Linked DNA regions of Homo sapiens: region 2 is linked to region 1. The links are chromatin contacts, found by Hi-C or POLR2A ChIA-PET in ENCODE. All regions are on one chromosome and are shown on one strand. The core of a region is the stretch at or near the end of the contact, and the rest is flanking DNA. Distances in the headings are between cores, read along the strand shown. Region 1 holds the start of NFIA-AS2 (NFIA antisense RNA 2). Region 2 overlaps LOC105378764 (a long non-coding RNA gene).

The links. Hi-C counts contacts between places; a loop is a spot of excess contacts on that map. ChIA-PET counts read pairs that join two places held with the same protein, here RNA polymerase II (POLR2A). Pooled maps may share reads with other maps.
Region 2: a pooled map shows a loop between it and region 1 (2.1-fold over the local background). The contact joins the enhancer-like site here to the promoter of NFIA-AS2 in region 1. A Hi-C loop is called at or near these places in 1 of 168 maps with a recorded cell type or tissue (endothelial cell of umbilical vein) and 3 of 50 pooled maps. POLR2A ChIA-PET finds 5 or more read pairs at or near these places in 1 of 52 experiments (CD4-positive, alpha-beta T cell).

What each region holds. Positions count from the first base shown.
Region 1 is chr1:60,969,431-60,972,160 of GRCh38, reverse strand. It overlaps NFIA-AS2 (NFIA antisense RNA 2), which reads left to right and starts at 1,421. Exons shown (of 7, transcript NR_110617.2): 1 at 1,421-1,613.
Region 2 is chr1:60,902,408-60,905,137 of GRCh38, reverse strand. The region is part of intron 2 of LOC105378764 (a long non-coding RNA gene); the gene reads left to right. Among named protein-coding and RNA genes, the nearest start is that of NFIA-AS2, 67 kb to the left of the region's middle. RefSeq lists an enhancer at 1,370-1,903. Within about 2 kb of position 1,362, at least 11 of the 41 ENCODE cell types and tissues checked have a DNase peak (open chromatin) inside an H3K27ac peak, as active enhancers do.

The DNA.
Region 1 (2,730 bases), core at 172-2,671:
GATAGAATCACAGAGTTGGGAGTTGAAGAGACTTCAGCATTCATGCAATCATATGAGTTTATCTCATAGAAGAAATCTAGGACCACAAGGGAGAGGTGATCATGCCATGTTTATCCAGCTAGTTGGGGACAGGGCCTTGACTGGAACCCAGGTCTCCTCCAAACCATGCCTGTCTGAATTTTTCTGGGCTAGAAAAATTAGAAACCCTGCATCCCCAGTCAATACTGGTGCTCCCTCTTGTAGTCCTCACTCCACTCTAAGCACCCTTTACTACCTTTCCTCTGCCATCCCTTTGGGAGAGATGCAAGTGAGCAATGAATTCGACAGTGATAGGAAAGACCTCCTACAGAAGCAAGGGACTTGATAATCTATAAACAGTTCCTGGGTAAAAACCATGAATGTGTACAGAGCACCTACTATCAGGTGCTTACTGAATTTTCTCAATCTCCACCGTAACTGCTATCATTCTTTGTACAGATAAAAAACCAAAAGGCTTAGTTTTGTAGTATCTTAGTTTTGGTAATTTTCCCAAGATCTCACAAAAAGAAAATGTTTGAGCCAGGATCCGAACAATGGTTTATAAGATTCTTCTATCCACCCACCCATCCATCCACCCACCCATCCCTGCACACACCCATCCATGCACACACTTATCCACCCACCCATCATCCATCTGTCTATCTGTTCATTCATCTTTCCATCCAAGAAACCTTTACTGAGAGTGTGTTCCATGTAAGGCAGTGTGCTTGGTGGTATGGAGCTAAGGAGATACATAGCCCCCTGTCCTCATAGAGCTGAGTGGGGCCTCCTTGAGGGTACTGTTGGGATAGTGTTAGGGAGGAGAGTGATGAGGAAATGGTTTATGTGGAAACTGGGCACTTGGGAAGACCATGACAAGAGGATCAGTGGGTTGCTCCCTGACTCCTGCTTCTAAGGTTGCAGATGAGTGCCCAGCTGGCCAGCTGGCCACTGGCATAGTCTGCCTCTTTGTGTAAAAACTAGTGGAATCACATATGTGCTGCTCCCAGATGCAGTCTCGGCACCAACACCTTCCAAGCAGGAGGTTCTGTCATGGTGCTGCCTGCCAAGCCTTGTCCAGAGGACTGAGGCCACTTGGCCAGTTGCACTGGGCCCTGTGCCTGTGCAGAGACTGTCTCACCACAGCAGCTGGGGGCGGCAGGGAAGGGCAAGAGCTTCTTTTGTGTGTGTGTGTGTGTGTGTGTGTGTGTGTGTGTGTGTGTGTGTGTGTTTAAGCTGGAAAGAAGCCCTTTTTCACTGTGCTCTGTACTTGAGATATTTCACTGAGTGGGAGACAAAGAGGCTTTGTGTGCTCTTCAAAGTGCTCTCTGCTGACTGTGATACACATCCAGGAAAAACCCAGACCAAAGCCATGAAGTCACCCCAAGTTCAAACCCAAAATGCAATTTGCAGTGGTTAGAAATGACAAAGGATGGGTGGTAGGATCCAGAGAAAAAACAGTGAAACCCGATGGACCTTAAATAGATCTGAGGGCACTGATTTGATTATTTTGGGTGAAATCTTTTAAGAAAATCTTGTCAGATTCTTCACAGAAAATTTGGTAAAGCCTATATTTCATCGCCAGCCTAGCAAAGGTAAGACCCACGTTAATTTTCTTGGAATATCACTGTTGTTTTTATTCTTAGGGTGTATGTTAGGGAGAAGAGCAGGGAGGTAGTTTGTCAGATGTTGTTCTTTCCTTGTTAAGCTTCACCTGTTCTTAAGAGCAACTTGCACTTTGTCAGCCACAGAATAGTGCCTGCCGTTCAGGCCAGTGTTTTAGATATAATTGAATTGCTGGGACGCATTAAACATCATAGGGTTTTTAGCGGAGAAATAATTTAATGATGTGGCCTTTAGGATTGTTAATTAGCACTGTCTGTATGAACATGTAACAATAACACCACCTACCGTAAAAGCGAATGTTCTACACTTCAGGACACTCATTTCTTTAGGGCTTCCCGCAGAGAAGCAGTCATTAACTCTTTTTTTGACAAATGCTTTTAGACATGCTCTGTAGGGCCGTGAATTCACCCTTCCCTCCAATCCTGAATCCTTCTCTGCATTTATCCACAAGGCAAGCTGGCAAACAGGGAAACAAGGAGAACTGTGTGCTCAGCCCTCCAGAGTGGCACGGATTATGAGGAGGTGATGGTCCTTCCCCGCCAAGATCCTGAGACACTGTCACTCCGGAATCCAAAAAGAGATTCAGGCAAGGATGTGGGAAAGTTGGAACCCTGCATGCTGTTGGTGGGAATGCCAAATGGTGCAGCTGCTATGGAAAACAGTATGGAGGTTCCTCAAAAAATTAAAAATAGAATTACCATATGATCCAGCAGTCCCACAGGGTATTTATCCAAAAGAATTGAAATGAGGATCTTGAAGAGATATTAGTACTCCCATGTTCATTGCAGCACTATACACAATAGCCAAGATGTAGAAATGAACTAAATATCCAACAACAGATCAATGGATAAAGAAAATGTGGAACACACACACACATACACACACATCCCAGAATATTACTTAGCCTTAAAAAAGAAACTCTAAAATATGTGACAACATGGATGAATCTTGAGGACATTATACTAAATGAAATAAACCACTCAGAGAAAGACGAAACTGCATGATTCCACTTATGTGGGGTATCTAAAATTGCCAAATTCGTAGAATCAAAGAGTGCAATGGTGGTTGCCAGGAGCTAGGTGGAGT
Region 2 (2,730 bases), core at 113-2,612, 67 kb after region 1:
GTTCCATGCCATAGTAGCTAGGTGACCTTGGGTAAGTTACTGCCTCTCTCAGTGCTCCGGTTTCCTCATCAGTAAAGAGAATATGATTATAGCAACTTCATGGGGTTGTGGTGAGAATTAGCTGGGGAAATACGTATAATGCACTTAGAACAGTATAGAGGAAGTGTTAGAAATTTCCCTTATCATATGGCGGGAATACTGCTATCTTTCATTGACCTTAAGTGGAAGAAATGCACCCCAGTTACCTATGTCAGCTCCAGACTCCTGCTCTGTGGGTGGGGGTGAGGGTTAGTGATTCTTTGGGTCTTATATCAGTGTGGCTTAATGGGACAAGGAGTGCCCAGTGATGCTGGTTACTTAAAAACACCACCCTCTAGCCAGCCTGGCTGGGCCCTGGTGATTACTCCTGCCCACTGGCATCCTCTGGTAGCCACTGCCTGTGCCTGTTGGCTGGAGAAAAGACCACATTCGGCACTCTTGCCAAGTCATGAGTGAGAGGCAGGCTGGTGCCTTGCCCAGCCCCATGACACAGGAGCCTGTTGCCCCAACTGAGATAATTTTCTTGTCACTAGGCCTGAAATCCTCACTAGAAGTCATCTTCAAACTGGTGTTCTGAAACAGGGCCAAGTCCCCAGGCCTGAGTTTGCAGGCTGGGAGCTGGTCTTCCCTAAAATGCACCTTTCTAAGAGAAGGAAAAAACTTAATACAGCTTGCCAGGGGGAATTAAGTGTCAGTGTCTGTTTTTTTGAATGGCTATTTGCATGTAGACAGGAAGCTTCACAGTCTTTTGCAAAAGCAGCGGGGAAAAATGAAAAAAGAAATCCCTCACCTCCCCAGGGAGACATTTGAGGAATAGTCAAGCCTGAGGGAAGTTTGGATGCCAAGAAAGCCGTGTTCTGCACTAGTCAGAATGTGGACATGGTGGGCGAGATTTGGGCAGCTGCACAGCTACTGGGCAGTTTTCTATTCAAACCCACTCTGGCAGAGGGGAAATGCTCTTTCTTTCATTCTTTCATCACTTGTTTTTTCTTTTTTTTTTTTAAAGGAAAGTTAAAAAAAAATATTACAAAAGATCCAGAGACACACTGATGTCACTGAGAGGGGAGACCCAGGTCATCATCAAAAGTTGGTTTTAGGGGACCCCCCCCTCCACCCCACAAAAAAAGCTGAGCTCTAAAAGGCAGCCTAGACAATGGATCAGATGCCAAACCATGTGAAGTGCCCAAAGGCAACTCCAAAACACCCGGCCCACCAGTGGGTGGAGGCTGCCAAGGAGACAGATGCTGTAGCTTTAAAAATATCTTCCGCTGCTTGGCATCTGCAATTGCAGGCTGCTGTCTCCAAGAAGGAGCGGGCGAGGGCTGGGACAGCTGGCCAGGCCGCAGCAACCGGCGTATATGTAACGAGAGCGCCTCTAACCACGGGGCTGCCCATTTGGCCTTGTTAAATCACCCTCAGCATATGGTGAGAGACATCTGCCCAGGATCTGGACCTCACAGCCTGGAAGAGGAGGGCCCAAAACAAGCATTCTGAGGCCTGGGAGGGCTAGAGGCAGCTGGGAAGGCATTCCCAGGGCCGAGGGCCTCCTTTGACAGAGACCTGGTTCTGAGAAAGAAGGGACTGACTCAAGGTCATGCAACAGTGTGCTGTCAGTGTGCTGGGGAACAAGTCATTGAGATTCCTTCAGCCTCTGTTTACTTATCTGTGAAATGGGGTAAAGTATATACCTCATGGGCTTGATGCGAGGGTTAGATAAAATAATTTAAGCGAATGCACCTTGCTTAATACATTTCAGTTGACTATGATTCGCAGTCTTCCAATTATAAACGTTGAAAGCAGCCACTGACATGTTACGTTTTCAAGAGGCTTTGGGAAAGATCCAAAACTCTCCCCAATCCGTCTCTACCTGCTTACTGCTGGATGAAATTCACTTACCCAGGAATTGCACCCATTTTTGGCTGCTATTAAAATGCAGCCTTACTTCCGAGGGCAAAACTTTGAACTGTGAAGAGTTTGCCCTCAAGGCAGGTTTTTGAGGGCTAGCAGGGAGTCCTAAAAAAAAAAAGGCAAACTAGGATGGGAGCCAACACCTTCATTAGAAAACAGCTCTTTGCCTCTTAGAGCCATTTAACTTTCCTCTACCTTAAATCTCGACTCCAAATAGCAAAACTATGGTTTTATTTATTTACTTATTTTTTGGCTTCCAGATAACATTCTATTGGATTATTTTTATACCACTACCCTCTCATTTTAAAAAGCCACTAGTAAGTAAATTCTTAAGTAGGGCAATGACCCAGCCTCGAAGGTAGTGGGGATATATACTCCCAAAGTGGTATTAAATAAGAAGAAATTCATACAGATATCCTGGTGGACATTGGCCATGCATATCTATGGTAGCTAGAGACACACCACTTTTTTCTCTTTATATAAGAGTACTTCATAAATATCTCTGAAGACTATGACCAATCCTTGGAAGTATCCAATATCTTTCCAAGATCAAATCTGAGACTTTTCATTACAGTGACATTACTATTCTTTCCTCATATTTGTGGTTGCATTGCCAGCCTTTATTCTCACCTGTTTCCAATCCCAACAACCTCTAATTGCCTTTTAGAGCTTATGGGTTCCAGGTTCCACTCCAGGTGTGGACACATGACTGTGTTAATTCAAGCATTGTCTCCTACCCTCTGGCCACAGTTTCGGTTTGAGAATGGGTCATAGGATGGACAT